Linked DNA regions of Homo sapiens: all the other regions are linked to region 1. A link is a contact called in ENCODE Hi-C or POLR2A ChIA-PET data. All regions are on one chromosome and are shown on one strand. Each heading gives the region's core, a stretch centred on a gene start or an enhancer-like site at or near the end of the contact. The rest is flanking DNA. Distances are from core to core; before and after follow the strand shown. Region 1 holds the start of CBFA2T3 (CBFA2/RUNX1 partner transcriptional co-repressor 3). Region 2 overlaps ANKRD11 (ankyrin repeat domain containing 11). Region 3 overlaps ANKRD11 (ankyrin repeat domain containing 11). Region 4 overlaps ANKRD11 (ankyrin repeat domain containing 11).

Region 1 (3,525 bases), core at 106-2,605:
AAACCAGGAGGGTCAGGGCCCCCAGGACCCTCACTGTGAATCCCACCCTGAGCCAGAGCACAGGGAACAGCAGGGGACGTGGGGACCGAATGATGGCACCAGGGGATGGGCCCCGGGCTGGCAGGAATGTCCCCTCCAGCCTCAGTCCTGGGGGCAGAACGGCCGACCACCCAGGGCAGGGGAGGCCCCGGGTGGGCCTGGCGTCTGGGAAGTTCCCCAGCAGGAACAAACACATCCCCACTGTAAGCTGGACACACACGCTGGCATGCAGCTTGTTGTCACCAACTCGAGAAAGACACTCGACTATTGGGACAGGGAGACCCGGGACACCTGGAGACCCTGCGGGGAAGGAGTCGGCTTTTACTCCTGCACGGCTTGAATTATTAACTGCGTGCAAACGTGACCTAAAACTCAAATCAAATCAAATCAAAATAGCACAGATGCCCGTGAGCCGGCCCTGGGTCTGCGGGCTCCACACCTCTGGCCTGTCTGAGGCCGGGAAACCTCCAGCCATGGCATCAGAAAAGCCACCGAACCAGGGCTGCAGGGCCGAAGGGTCACTGTCCCCTCCCAGGAAGCTCCTGCCCTCTGACAGTTGTCAGGGAGCTTTAGAAAGTGGCTTTTTTTCCCAGCATCTGGGATGTGCCTCACTCTCTCAGCCCAACGGCCGCTAGAAAGGGGTCCTAGGACTCTCCCTAGGGTCTAAGTAGTCCCAAGAGTGCTCTGAGGTGGCTTCTGGAATTTCCCAGACTGGAGAAGCCACCTACCCCCGACCCCCGCAAACTCCAGGCTGCTCACCGGAGGCGGCCGCTGGGGCGTGGGGTGAGGGTCTTTCTGAGGCACCCCCGGAGAGTGGGGGAGCCCTGCTGTCTCCACAGAGGGCCAGGAGCCCTGTGCACGAGGCCAAGCAGAGAGAGAGGGTTTCCTTCCCAGCAGGCGGGAGGTACTTTGAGGACAGGTCAGGTGCCCAAGAACCCCGGAGCAGGGGCTGAGGAGAGGCTGGTCAGAGGCCCCGCCTTGCTCAAGGGCACAGTCAGCAGACACAGGAACACGGGCAGGGTGGCCCCTGGAGCGGGGGCAAACTAAAAGGGGTGCTGGGGAAAGCTCGGCTGACTGAGGGCTAGCGGAGAGGGAGGACACCCCCAGATACCCCAGGCTGAAGGAAGGGCCAAGCCCTGGGGGGAAGATGGGTGGGCGGGACAGGCCAAGGGCTCTGGGCCAGGATGGAGCTGCCCTCAGGCCTGCACACCTGCCCTGGGGCCGAGGAAACACATGCCCAGTGGCCACGCTGTAGGGCTCAGGGTGGGTGGGACGTCACCAGAGCTGCCTGGGAGGAGGAAGTTGTTGGAAGGTCAAACCGGAATGGCCCGAGGGAAGGCCGCGCAGGGCAGGGCCCCAGATGGTTCCTGTCAGGGAAGTGGCGGGCGCAGCTGCAGGCCTCCGGCCCCGGCATTATCACGGGGACACAGCTGGCTGCCTCACCCGCAGGCTGCAGGGAGACCTTCCCCAGCCTGCAGCCCCAGGCCCGCCCCGCGTCACATGAGCCCCAGGGCTCCCACCCCCTCCCCAGGGCAGAGGACACCCAGTTGGTGGCCGGGAGGGCCTCGGCTTTCCAGGGACAGAGGCCCAACTCCAGGACGCCCCAGCTGGCCCAGCCCCTCCTCTTTCCCTCAAGGCTGCAGGAGGTCGGGAAAGGCAGTCCTGGTAGAGGCCTGTCCTGGGCTCCAGGTTGGCCCCTGAGGGTGGCCCTCCTCATGCCGGCTTCAAGACTGAGGGACAGGGCAGCCAGTTCAGCCTCGGGATCCACCTGTGGCTCCATGTCCCAGACGCACCCTGTGCTGGAGAGCGGCCTCCTGGCATCTGCCGGCTGCTCCGCACCCCGGGGTCCCAGGAAGGGCGGCCCAGGTAAGAGGCTCGAGGGGAAGGTGGTGGGGTGGGGGCAGAGAGCGGCAGCCGGTGCCGGGGCTGTGACTCCTTAGAGCTTCGCGGGGCCTGCCCAGCTTAGTTGACAGTGCCGGCACGGATGGCCGTGTTGACTCACCTCAGATATCAACAGGGCCACCCCACAGGCAGGTCCTGCACAGCTGGGGCAGGTGGGCTGGTGAGGGTTTGGCAGGTGCCAGCCAGGTGCCCCAGCCCCACCCAGAGGCAGATGCTGGAGGCCGGGCTGCTCAGCCCCGTCTAGGAGGGTGGGCTGTGTTCTCCTGGGGGTGGGAGGGCCGCAGCCGGGAAGTGATGGGGGGGTCCTAGAAAGAGAGCCCTCCTCCTCCTGGGATGCCCTCCGGGTGTGACACCTCACAGCAGGTTGGATGAGGAAACTGAGGCCAGAGGGGAGGGCACTGGCCCAAGACCCCGGTGAGGAGGAAATGGACCCAACCCTGGGCCCCTGTCCGAGGAACGATTCCAGCCAGGGCAGTGGGGGTTTACGGGGAACCTGGGCCTGCCCTTCTGGGGGCTTCGGGCTCTGGGGAGGGGTCCAGTCCAGCAGGACGCCAGCTATTGCTGATACCCCCCACCCGAGCCTGCGAAGTCCCAGGACAAGGATCCCCGGACGCTGGGGGCTGCAGCTGCAGGCTGGTGGCCCCGATTCCCAGTGGCCCTCGTGGCCACACTCCCAGCAGCCGTCGGAACCTTCAGGAGCTCACAGTCTCCCGTCTCGCGGGGCTCTCACTGAGGCCGTCAGGTCCAAGGTCTGACTGCACCCCTGACACTCACACACAGAACCCGGGACCGAGGGGTGTCCCCATCTCTGGAGACCACATTCCCTGAGCAGGTCCTGGCGGCGGCTGCCTGAGGCTGTTCCCACCTGCAGCTGCCCGTGGGGCCCCAGGGCCATCCCCCACAAGGGCCCCAGATGTGAGCAGGAACTTCCCAACCCCGGGTGCCCGGAATGCAAAGGCCGGACCTCACCACAGCCAGTGCTACTGTTCGTTTCTCCCGAATGGGTGACTCAGAGCCACCTTCAAGGCAGCACCAGCCCACTGGCCCTGGCATCTGCCATCCCGTCCTCTCTGGAGCGGCCCTGTCTATCCCCTGGCGCTGAGTGGCCTTGGGCCGGGTGCTTCCTCCCTGGGCCTCAGTTTCCTCATGGTTCAGACCCTTCCGACCTGCTCCCCGCGTGAGAGCAGGTTCTCACCGGCGCGGAGAGAGACGGGCTCTGAGGCGCATGGAGAGCCGCCGCTTTGTTAGGATGGGGGCGTCTACTGTGGAAGGACGGGGGTGTCTACCGTGGAAGGAGGTTAGGGCCAAGAGGTGGCCCCGTGCCTGAGTCATGCGAGGGGCTGCTGGCTAGAGGCATGAAACAGAGGGTCAGGGCGGGCCTCTGACATGGCTGCAGGTGAGGAGCAGAGGGTCAGGGTGGACCTCTGACATGGCTAAAGATGTGGAGCAGAGAGGGTCAGGGTGGACCTCTGACATGGCTGCAGGTCAGGAGCAGAGGGCCAGGGTGGCCTCTAACACAGAGTACCCAGCCACTGTGCCCACCCCCAGGGAGCCCCTGCTTAGGGGCTGCAATGTGAGGAGGGA
Region 2 (3,279 bases), core at 441-2,940, 350 kb before region 1:
AAATAGGATAGGTGTTTGTGTGTTGATCTTGGATTCTGTGTCCTTGCTGAACTCTATTAAATAAAGTTTCTTGGAATTTTTGATAGATTCCTTGTGATTTTCGACATGGACACTTACACCATCTTCAGAGAGAGACAGTTTTATTCCATTTCTTCCTTTCTGCCCTGTATGCCATTCCATCTGCAGCCCTCAGCACGTCACTCTTGATCATGTCAGCCTTGAGTTCTTGGTAGTTGGCCTTTATCGTGTTGAGGATGTTTCTCCACACTCCTGTTTTCCTAGGAATTTTTATCGTGAGTTTTGAATTTTATCAAATGATTTTCTGTACCAGTTGTGATTATGTGGTGTTTCTTCTTTAGCTTGTTGGCATGCTGGGTGACGTTGACTGATTGATGGTTGAGCCAGCCTTACATATTTCGCTGTCATCAGAAGTGTAGGTGCCCTCTGCATTTCCAACCTCTGCATTCCCCACCTCTGCATTTCCAACCTCTGCATTCCCCACCTCTGCATTTCCCACCTCTGCATTCCCCACCTCTGCATTCCCCACCTCTGCATTCCCCCTCTGCATTCCCCACCTCTGCATTGCCCAGTGGACTTCTTGCTGTACCTGCTTTTCTCTGCGTCTCCGCCTGGTCGTGTGTCTGTGGAACCTCCTTAGTCCTGTCAGCCCCACGTGCAGATGTGCCCGGATGCCACCAGCAGCCCCTGGCGGGCAGGCTTTGTGTTAAGCCCCTTTCTTAGGAGATGCTTTGGGGCACTGCTCTGGGCCAAGCACTTTTTCATGCCCCGGTTGTGTTTTTTTGGTTTGGGGTTTGGGTTTTTTTCACACAGGGTCTTGCTCTGTCACCAAGGTTGGAGTGCAGTGGTGCAATCTTAGCTCACTGCAGCCTCGACCTCCTGGGCCCAAGGGGTCTTCCTGCCTCAGGCTCCCAAGGAGCTGGGATTACAGGTGCGTGCCACCTCGACTGATTAATTTTTTGATATTTTTGTAAAGATGAGGTTTCCCTACATTGCCCGGGTCTCAAACTCTTGGGCCCAAATGACCCCCCTGCCTTGGCCTCCTGAGTAGCTGGGACCACAGGGGTGAGCCACCGTGCCTGGCCCTATTTGTGTAATTTGGGGGTAGATTGAGCAGTGGGTGGGTGGTTGCTGAGTGGTGTGCACCTTCTGCAGCGGGGTGGGGGGGGCGGTGGCTGCGTCCCCTTCTGCAGACCGTCCTCCTCTGCATTCCCAGCAACGGTGCGTGACACCCCAGACCTTTCTAACCTTCCTCTTCCCTGCGTGTTTCTCTCTGCTGGTCACTTCCGTGTGTTTATTTCCACCCTCGCAAGCCTTGGAGGAAATCTGCTGAGTCACCCTCCATCTGCCGTCCCTGCCTTACGGCCATGATTATTTTTAGCTGTGCAATTGTACCTTTAACACACACGCCTGCTTTTCTTTGTCTTCATCACATTTAGTTTGTATCTTGGCGCCTTCTGTGTAAAAGAAGCATTTTCCTTGCTCCTCCTCCCCTTCGTCTTCACAGAGCTGTGTGTCTCCTTGTCAGGCTCCAAGCTCCCTGTTGCACTCTGCAGTGGGTGCCCTGCAGTGTGTATTGGGCATGGCTAGGCCTGCCCGACATGCTGGGAAGCCTGAAGCTGCTCCGTCGTCATGCTCATGCCCTTGAGGGTCCCAGTAGGGCCTAGCAGGGCGATGGGGCCCTCCTTCCTCTAGGAGGCCAAGACCCCTGAGAAGAACAGGTCCTGCAGCAAAAGGTCAGTGACACCTCTGAGGCCTTGCAAGGACATAGTGTGGCCTTTATCTCTGTCACCTTCTGAAAGACTGCTTCAGCTGAGAACCCAAACGTCCACCCAGTAAAAATGTACAACTTAGCAGACCACAAAGCAAACGCCTCCGCAGCCTTCACTTAGAACCCGTTTCACCGTCCCTTCCAATTCCATCCGCCAGGCAGCCATTTTCCACGCTTCGCGGATGTCTTGTCAACTAAGTATGCATCCCTAAGTACTGTAGTTGCTATTTTCAGAAATTTATGTAAATGTATCATGTATTTTGTCCCCAACATTATTACTCTGTGTGTGTGTGTGTGTGTGTGTGTGAGAGAGAGAGAGAGAGAGAGGAGAGGGGAGAGGGGAGAGGGTCTGGCTCTGACGCCCGGGCTGGAGTACAGTGGCATGATCTTGGCTTACCGCAGCCTCGACCTCCTGGGCTCAAGTGATCCTCCTGCCTTAGCCTCCCTGGTAGCTGAGACCGCCAGCATGCACCACAGTGCCCGGCTAATTTTTAAACTTTTCGTAGAGACAGGGTTCCTCAACATTATTTGTGAGATTGACTTACGTTGTGATGTGTTTGCCTCCTCTGCTGTGTAGTGTTCCACCCTCACATCCTAGTGGCACGCCGCAAACCCCACTGCTATGAAGCACTTCACGCGTGTCTCTTGTGTCTGTGCACCTGCTTTTCTTTTGGACGTGTATGTCCAGAATGGCATTGCTGGGCTATAGGGCATACTTGTGTTCAGTATGAGTAGAGATTGCCAGGTGCGTGAGTTGGCCCTGATGAGAGTGGACTAGTTTCCTTTGCTCCACCCCTTCACCAGTACTTGTGTGTACGAGTCAGGGTTCTCTAGAGGGACAGCACTAATAGGATAAATGTATATATGGAGGGGAGTTTATTGGGAGTATTGACTCACACAGTCATGAGGTGAAGTCCCACAATAGGCTGTTGGCAAGCTGAGGAGCCAGGAAGCCAGTCCGAGTCCCCAAACCTCAAAAGTCGGGAAGCCAACAGCGCAGCTTTCAGTCTGTGGCCGAAGGCCCAAGAACCCCTGGCAAACCACTGGTGTAGGTCCAAGAACCCAAAAGCTGAAGCACTTGGAGTCTGATGTTCGAGGGCAGGAAGTATCCAGCATGGAAGAAAGATGGAGGCTGGAAGACTCAGCCAGTCCAGTGCTTCCGCAGATCTGCCGTGCTGGCAGCTGATGAGATCATGCCCCCCCAGATGGAGGGTTCGTCGGCCTCTCCCCGTCCACTGACTCAATGTGAATCTCCTTTGGCAGCTTCCTCAAGATGCTCCCAGGAACAGTTACACATCCTTTAGTCCAGTCAAGTTGAAACTCAGTAGTAACCCTCACACTTACCTTGGTTTTAGTTTGCATTTTCTTGATGACTAACGAAGCTGAGAACTTTGCGCCCACGTGCCGCCCTCCTGGCTTTTTCCCTCTTCTGTGAGGCACCCACGTCGCCCCGACTGCTGTGTCCGTGCTCCTGTCGGGTGGTCCGTGTT
Region 3 (3,356 bases), core at 608-3,107, 450 kb before region 1:
ATCCATGGTGAGAAACACACATTCACCCGTCCACACCCAAAGACTGGGCTTGGAGACACACAGAACAGCAGAAATGAGACTTTTTTCTTTCTCTCTCTTTTTTTTTTTTGAGACAGAGTTTTGCTCTTGTCACCCAGCCTGGAGTGCAGAGGTGTGATCTTGGCTTGCTGCAACCTCCGTCTCCTGGGTTCAAGTGATTCTCCTGCTTCAGTCTCCCGAGTAGCTGGGATTACAGGCATGCGCCACCACGCCTGGCTAATTTTGTATTTTTAGTACAGACGGGGTTTCTCCATGTTGGCCACGCTGGTCTCGAACTCCCAACCTCAGGTGATCTGCCTGACTCAAAGTGCTGGGATTATAGGTGTGAGCCACTGCGCCCAGCCAGGAAGCAAGATTTTTAATGGCAGTCTTGCAAGATCAGGTGCCTGGTAGGCAGGTACACCCGGGGCAGTCACAGCAGGTAGTTTATCTCCTCTAATGCAAGTCCCTCCCCCAGTTCCTCACTGGTCGAGTACTATGGGGTTACAATCTTCCCGGAGGTCGCCTGAGTTTCATTATCCCGTTGTACGCCGTCCCCTTACCCGCTTACAAGGTTGTACCCTGTCCTCTTACCCGCTTAAGTTTTGATTTCCCAATACTGAAACTTTCTTCCCATTTATGGGCTGACCCCTCTTCTACATTTTGTTCGCTTATTGTGACCTTCTAGGTGCACGAGCCGTGCGGTTTGTTACATCCGCAGGCTGGCTGCCATTGCGTAGATTTATCATGCCTGGAAAACGGACCATTTAAAACGTTTTCTTACACCATCGAAGCACATCTGGGCTGATTCCAGTTTCTGGTGCTTATGAATAAAACAGCTGTGAACAACTGAGTGGAGTTTATTGGACCATTTTTGACCTCTAGTAATGGTGGGCTCACATGTTTGAGTTGAGTTGGGTCAGGTGCTGAGTGCCTGCTGCTGCAGGCACCACCTTGTGCTTTCAGGTTAACTCTAACCACACATCTCATGCCTTCTCTGTGCATGTATTTGAAGTTACTGAAAAAGTATTTGTCAAGAAAGCCACAGCTCCGCACTAGTCTCTTAAAACCCATCCGTATGCTCCTGTACTCATGAAAGGAATGCACTGCGGGCCGTTCTGTGGGAAGCAGGGAAAAGACAGACCTGGCCCTGAGACAGGCTGGTGTGACTGCCGTTCGGAGCCCAGGGTTAATGGTGCTGGTTAGTCAGCCAGTGTCGGGGGCAGATGCCCATCGTCAGTGGCTCCCCTGTGGACCCTCCCACCCAGCCTAACGCGAATGAAAATCATTGTTTGCATAAGGTCATAGCTCTGGCTAGCAGCGTTTTGAGACCAAGGCCAGTGTAGGGACCTGTCTTTGCTAACATGGACTCCTGGGCTCTGAGGGTGTTGGGAAGGTGGCTCACGGGAGGGAGCTGAGGGGCCTGAGCTCACAGCTGTGAAACCACCGTGGCCCTTGGTTGTCTGAAGGAGCAGCGGTGTGGGGCAGCCACAGGCCTCGTGGTTTTTCTCTGCTGTCAGTTGGGGTTAGTCAGTGTGGACAGAAAGAATTGCTCATCTTAGCGGATTGAAGACTATGGTTAGCAAGCAGTTGTAGATCTCCTGATTGAAAAAAGTGATTATTGATGTGCTTTGATATAAAGAAAGAAAAAAAGAAAAAAGTGATTAAAGTGGGAGTGAATTAAACATTAATACAGTTGTGTCAGTCAGAGTCTCCTGAAACTTGTGATTCTCTTAGGGGAGAAAAGGGAGACTGTAATAAAAACATGAGCAATCTTGAACTTCCGTTCCTTTCCAAAAATAAGCATCAGGTCTGCCCAGCTTCCTTCCCAGGGAGGCTGTGATTCTGTTTCGGACGGTGCTCGTGGCTGTGACTGTTCGTCGAGAGCAGTGAGTAAAGCAGCTCTCATGCAACAAAGCGAGGGGAGAGCCCAGGGCGTTGAAAGAGGTGGGGTGCGATTGGGTCAGCGCGAATATCGTGTTATTACTTGACATATTGAAAAGTGTGTTTATTACTGACCCATAGTCGCACCTGTTAGTGGAGTCCGGTAGGATGCCTCAGTCCGTGGATGCCTTGTTTACCGATGAGACCAGGGTGGTTACTGTGTCCATCCCCTCAAATACCACTTCTTTTTGGTGATAACATCCAAGATCCTTTTTTTTAAAATTGCTTTTTTTAAAAGAAAAATTCTGTAAAAAAATTCTTTTAATGGTTTGGATATTCTTAGGGTCTCAGTCGCTCGCCCAGGTGGAGTGCAGTGGTGCCACCCTAACTGACTGCAGCCTTGAGCTTCTGTGCGGAAGTGATCCTCCCACCTCGGCCTCTTAAAGTTCTGGGATTATAGGTTTGGCCTAGAGCTCTTTCTTCTTAGGTAACTTTAACTTTTTACCCGTTGATTGTATTAAATAATTTTCTTTCCCTATCCCTAACGTGGCAAATAACCCACTTAAAGGGGTTGATGAGAGTAAGGAGTCCAGAGTGGTAAGAGCATTTAAAACCTCACATTGCTCCACCATTCAGAGAGAGCCGCCATTAGTACCTCCTGGGTTTCCTAACACAGAATGCGTGTAGCCGACTCCTTAGCACCTGGGTTATCATCTTGTCCTGTTGCCATTTCCATAGGTAGAAGCAACTCCCTGTTGTTTTAACTGGATTCTGGTTTTGGTTACCCCCACCCCTGCCCCAAGACATGGATGGGCAGTGGTCCTGTCATCACACACTGACCCTTCGTGTCTCACCCCCACCCCCAGACATGGACGGGTGATGGTCCCATCCCTGACTCCGTCATCACACACCGACCCTTCGTGTCTCACCCCCACCCCCAGACGTGGACGGGTGATGGTCCCATCCCTGACTCCGTCATCACACACCGACCCTTCGTGTCTCACCCCCGCCCCCAGACATGGACGGGTGATGGTCCCATCCCTGACTCCGTCATCACACACCGACCCTTCGTGTCTCACCCCCGCCCCCAGACATGGACGGGTGATGGTCCCATCCCTGACTCCGTCACCACACACCGACCCTTCGTGTCTCAGCCCCACCCCCAGACATGGACGGGTGATGGTCCCATCCCTGACTCCGTCATCACACACCGACCCTTCGTGTCTCACCCCCGCCCCCAGACATGGACGGGTGATGGTCCCATCCCTGACTCCGTCATCACACACCGACCCTTCGTGTCTCACCCCCACCCCCAGACATGGACGGGTGATGGTCCCATCCCTGACTCCGTCATCACACACCGACCCTTCGTGTCTCACCCCCACCCCCAGACATGGACGGGTGATGGTCCCATCCCTGACTCCGTCATCACACACCGACCCTTCGTGTCTCAC
Region 4 (3,356 bases), core at 758-3,257, 380 kb before region 1:
TACCTATTTCTGATCAGAATTCTTTTATCTGGAAACATCGTATATTTTTTTTAACAGGGATAGGCGTGTTCCCAGCTGTTTGAAATGCTTGTGCCCTGGTGCCGTAAAGAAATAGCACTTGAACGTAAATTTAATTTCCTCAGCAAGGCCATTTTTTATACCTTCTGCAGAAAGGGTACACTCGCCAGCAGTTTTGCCACGAGAGTACACCGGATAAAGGAGACCAGGGTCATTTATAACCTGACGCTGTGTCCGGTTTTTTTATACCAACTGCTGTGTCCGGTTTCCATTGGCTGGAACGGGACCTCACATTCTGTATTTGTCCCGATTGGCTAGCAACTTAGAACTTTTTAAAAGAGGCAAAGGCAGAGGAGAACAAAGGAAGGAGGAAGTAATTTGTGGAATGCTGAGAAAGGTAAAAACACCTTCAACTAAGGAAGAGGAACAGGCCGTGACCTAATGCTTGCTTCGACCAGTATAAGCATGCCAGGGCAGATACTTAGGCTAAATTGTGGGAGCTAAGAACATAAAGTACATTGATTTCTTTATTAAGGCTAGCAGATATTTAGGAATGTCAGCACAGGTCTTTGAATAAATGTTGCTTTTAAGAGAAGTTACTATTTATTTTTAATTAGATGGGGAGGAAAGTCTTTGAAGAGGAACTTCTACTTTTTACACAGCTGAGATGTGTGCTCCGCCCAGTATCTCTGGTGCTGGACACATGGGTTCAGTCACGTGGGATTGAGTCTTGTCCCTTCCGGCTTCAGTGCTGTTCACTTCATTCTGTAGCTGTGCAATTTAGGTTTGGGTCTAGATGGAACTTTCGTGCACTCTCTCCAGCTCAGGTTTTGGTTCTGCTTCCAGTCAGCAAGGACTGCGGGCTGTGCAAGGTGTCGTGAGGTTTCACTCAGGCAGACAGAGGAGCACTCTTCATCCCTAGCAGTGGGAGCTGCTTACGCTGAGATCCCGAAAAGCATATGTGCCGTTCAGTTTGTCCAGTGGTTGTTTCAGAAGGGGAAGAAGAAGGCAGTTGGTATTTCAGAAGAATAAAACAAAAATCCCCTAATCCACTCACATTTGTTAAGCCACATGTCAGATTGGGTAAATAATTGTATCTCATGTTGAAACTTGCATCTTTTACAAAACTTTCAGTGCATTTAATGAAACGTATCTGAGGAGCACTTGAGGGTTAGTCTTGCCCCCTCCCATAAATTCAGGGTCCTCCTGCCTGGAGCCACTCTCACAAGCCCCTGGCCGCCCATCCAGGGTGTTGCAAGGCTGTGCCAGCTCATACCCCATTGCTGCCCCGTCTGACCTTTACTGTCCCTCTGACAGGCATGCTGTTTTGAAGGTCTTATCTAGAGTGCGGATTTTTTTTGTTTGTTTTGTTTTTAAATGTTTAGGGTTAATTTTCCCAAGCTTAAATCTTTTTACTTTGTACTTCTCCCTTAGTCCTTAGAGACATTTATCTTTGTAACTTGTGATCCTTAAGCTTGAAAGTGATATTTCTGGGTGGTGATCTTCTACTGATTGGTGTTTCAGCAGGAGTGGAAGGTCTCCCTGAGCCTGTGTCCTTTGCTGGCAGTCCCACTGCCCTCAGAGCGGCATTCTCCCAGCAGGATGGGCCTCAGTGCTGCCTGCAGAGCCTTCTGGTGATGCGGATGTTCCTCTGCTGATTCTGTAGCATCATAACCAAAGAAGAAAACACTTGTTAATGGCTTGGGATATGTAAGTATGGAACATAAACAGGTGGACTGGCACAAACCCTAAGTTTCAAAGTTGAATGATGATGAAGACAGTCACCTGGCCTGAATGAGGCAGCTCATGCTCAGTGGTCTGTGCTGGCCCCCAGAGAAGTGCACAGCTGGAATGTGTCCCTGCAGCACCCCCCGCCCCCGGCGCTGTGATGGTTCTGTGTGTGCTGAGGCCAAGGAAGGCCTGTGTCACCCCGTTTCCTGCTGCTTGGGGCAGGCCCTCTGCGGGAGGAAGAAGGGGGATGTGCTGCTGGGGTTTCCTAAGGGGTGCGCAGAGGTGGTGGTTTAGGGTAGCTGAGCAGGGTTTCAGGCTTACAGGAAGAAGTACGGGCCTAGCCAGGGTGTCTGTAATTGGGTTGACAGGTTTCCACAATGAGAGTAGGAGGTGCCATTGCAGCAGGGGCTGGGGTGGGCTGATCCTGGAGCCCAGGGCTGCCCAGGTTTGGAGTCGTTCACTGTGTGAGTTGGATCGGATCCATCTGGATGTGAGAGACAAGGAGCCTCTCACCTGATGCAGAGCAGTGGCCAAGTCCCGACACAGGCTCAGTGCAGGGGCAAGAGACCGTGGATTCTGTTGAGGTTTGCAGGTCTTAACCACATGCAGAGAGGCTTCATGCAGAGAGGCTGTGACTGACCAGGTATCTGATTACTTGGATCTTTCTTGGAGGCTTAACAGGAGTTTTTAGTGAATCGAAATCTTTTCTTCTCCTCTTCCTCTCCATAGCCACATGACAGACACACACACCTGGAGTTTTGAAAGGGAGTCCACGTATGACAGATGAAGCTGCCTAGTGTTGACCATCGACGTTCTAGGTTCCGAACATACCATGAATTTCATCTCAGGTGCACTGGCTTCTAGAATGCTGTCATTCCCGACTTCATGCTTTCGTGCCATTTTAGTGGTGAAAGTAAATATTGGAACCACTGACATTGGCTAATGCACATAACAATAATCCATGGTTTTTTAATCTTTTAAATTTTGTAGGATTTGTGGTATATAGTTTCTCAGAATTTTGCTATGTGTAATTTAATGTCATTCATTATAAATGTTTATCAAGTGATGAAGATGGAAAAGTGGGCATGGTGATGTTCACCTGTAGTCCCAGCTACTTGGGAGACCAATTCGAGAGGATTGCCTGAACCCAGGAGTTTCAGGCCAGCTTGGGCAACATAGTGAAGCCCCATCCCTAATACAAAATAAGATAAGATAACATAGCCATAAAAATGAACGAGATCATGTCTTTTATGGGAACATGGATGGAGCTGGAGGCTATTAGCCTCAGCAAACTAACTCAGGAACAGAAAACCAAATACTACATGTTCTGACTTTACAAGTGGGATCTAAATGATAAGAACTTAAAAACACAGGGAAGGAAACACCAGACACGGGGGTCTACTTGAGGGGAGAGGGCGGGAGGAGGGAGAGGAGCAGAAAAGATAACTGTTGGGTACTGGGCTTAGTACTGGGTGATAGAATAACACGTACAACCTCCCCCCCCGCCCACTGCCGACATGTGTTTACTTATGTAGTACACCCTCACATGTGCCCCCGAACCTAAAAGTTAAAAAACATATAAACTATGTGATGCTGATTTTGGCATC

What was found. A loop is a pair of places that touch in the nucleus more often than their neighbours do. ChIA-PET counts read pairs that join two places held with the same protein, here RNA polymerase II (POLR2A). Pooled maps may share reads with other maps.
Region 2: a loop to region 1 is called in a map with no recorded cell type, with 3 times the contacts of the local background. The contact joins the enhancer-like site here to the promoter of CBFA2T3 in region 1. A Hi-C loop is called at or near these places in 3 of 37 single-sample maps with no recorded cell type and 2 of 50 pooled maps.
Region 3: a loop to region 1 is called in a pooled map, with 2.9 times the contacts of the local background. The contact joins the enhancer-like site here to the promoter of CBFA2T3 in region 1. A Hi-C loop is called at or near these places in 1 of 168 maps with a recorded cell type or tissue (Right ventricle myocardium inferior), 3 of 37 single-sample maps with no recorded cell type and 4 of 50 pooled maps.
Region 4: a map with no recorded cell type shows a loop between it and region 1 (9-fold over the local background). The contact joins the enhancer-like site here to the promoter of CBFA2T3 in region 1. A Hi-C loop is called at or near these places in 8 of 37 single-sample maps with no recorded cell type and 4 of 50 pooled maps. POLR2A ChIA-PET finds 5 or more read pairs at or near these places in 1 of 52 experiments (T-cell).

Annotation. Positions count from the first base shown.
Region 1 is chr16:88,975,037-88,978,561 of GRCh38, reverse strand. CBFA2T3 (CBFA2/RUNX1 partner transcriptional co-repressor 3) reads left to right here and starts at 1,355. Exons shown (of 12, transcript NM_005187.6): 1 at 1,355-1,905. The coding sequence starts at 1,755. RefSeq lists enhancers at 934-983, 2,824-3,033, 2,686-3,230.
Region 2 is chr16:89,324,287-89,327,565 of GRCh38, reverse strand. The region is part of intron 2 of ANKRD11 (ankyrin repeat domain containing 11); the gene reads left to right. The region is part of intron 1 of LOC128462377; the gene reads left to right. LOC100287036 (a long non-coding RNA gene) reads right to left here. Exons shown (of 4, transcript NR_168302.1): 4 at 2,649-3,279. Among named protein-coding and RNA genes, the nearest start is that of ZNF778, 110 kb to the right of the region's middle. RefSeq lists enhancers at 1,352-1,471, 1,512-1,631, 653-1,852. Within about 2 kb of position 1,690, at least 28 of the 41 ENCODE cell types and tissues checked have a DNase peak (open chromatin) inside an H3K27ac peak, as active enhancers do.
Region 3 is chr16:89,421,195-89,424,550 of GRCh38, reverse strand. All of the region lies in intron 1 of ANKRD11 (ankyrin repeat domain containing 11), which reads left to right. Among named protein-coding and RNA genes, the nearest start is that of ANKRD11, 68 kb to the left of the region's middle. RefSeq lists enhancers at 1,134-1,233, 820-1,320. Within about 2 kb of position 1,857, at least 14 of the 41 ENCODE cell types and tissues checked have a DNase peak (open chromatin) inside an H3K27ac peak, as active enhancers do.
Region 4 is chr16:89,359,867-89,363,222 of GRCh38, reverse strand. The region is part of intron 2 of ANKRD11 (ankyrin repeat domain containing 11); the gene reads left to right. The region is part of intron 1 of LOC128462377; the gene reads left to right. Among named protein-coding and RNA genes, the nearest start is that of ANKRD11, 130 kb to the left of the region's middle. RefSeq lists enhancers at 921-990, 1,501-2,064, 2,071-2,150, 974-2,173, 2,221-2,310. Within about 2 kb of position 2,007, at least 16 of the 41 ENCODE cell types and tissues checked have a DNase peak (open chromatin) inside an H3K27ac peak, as active enhancers do.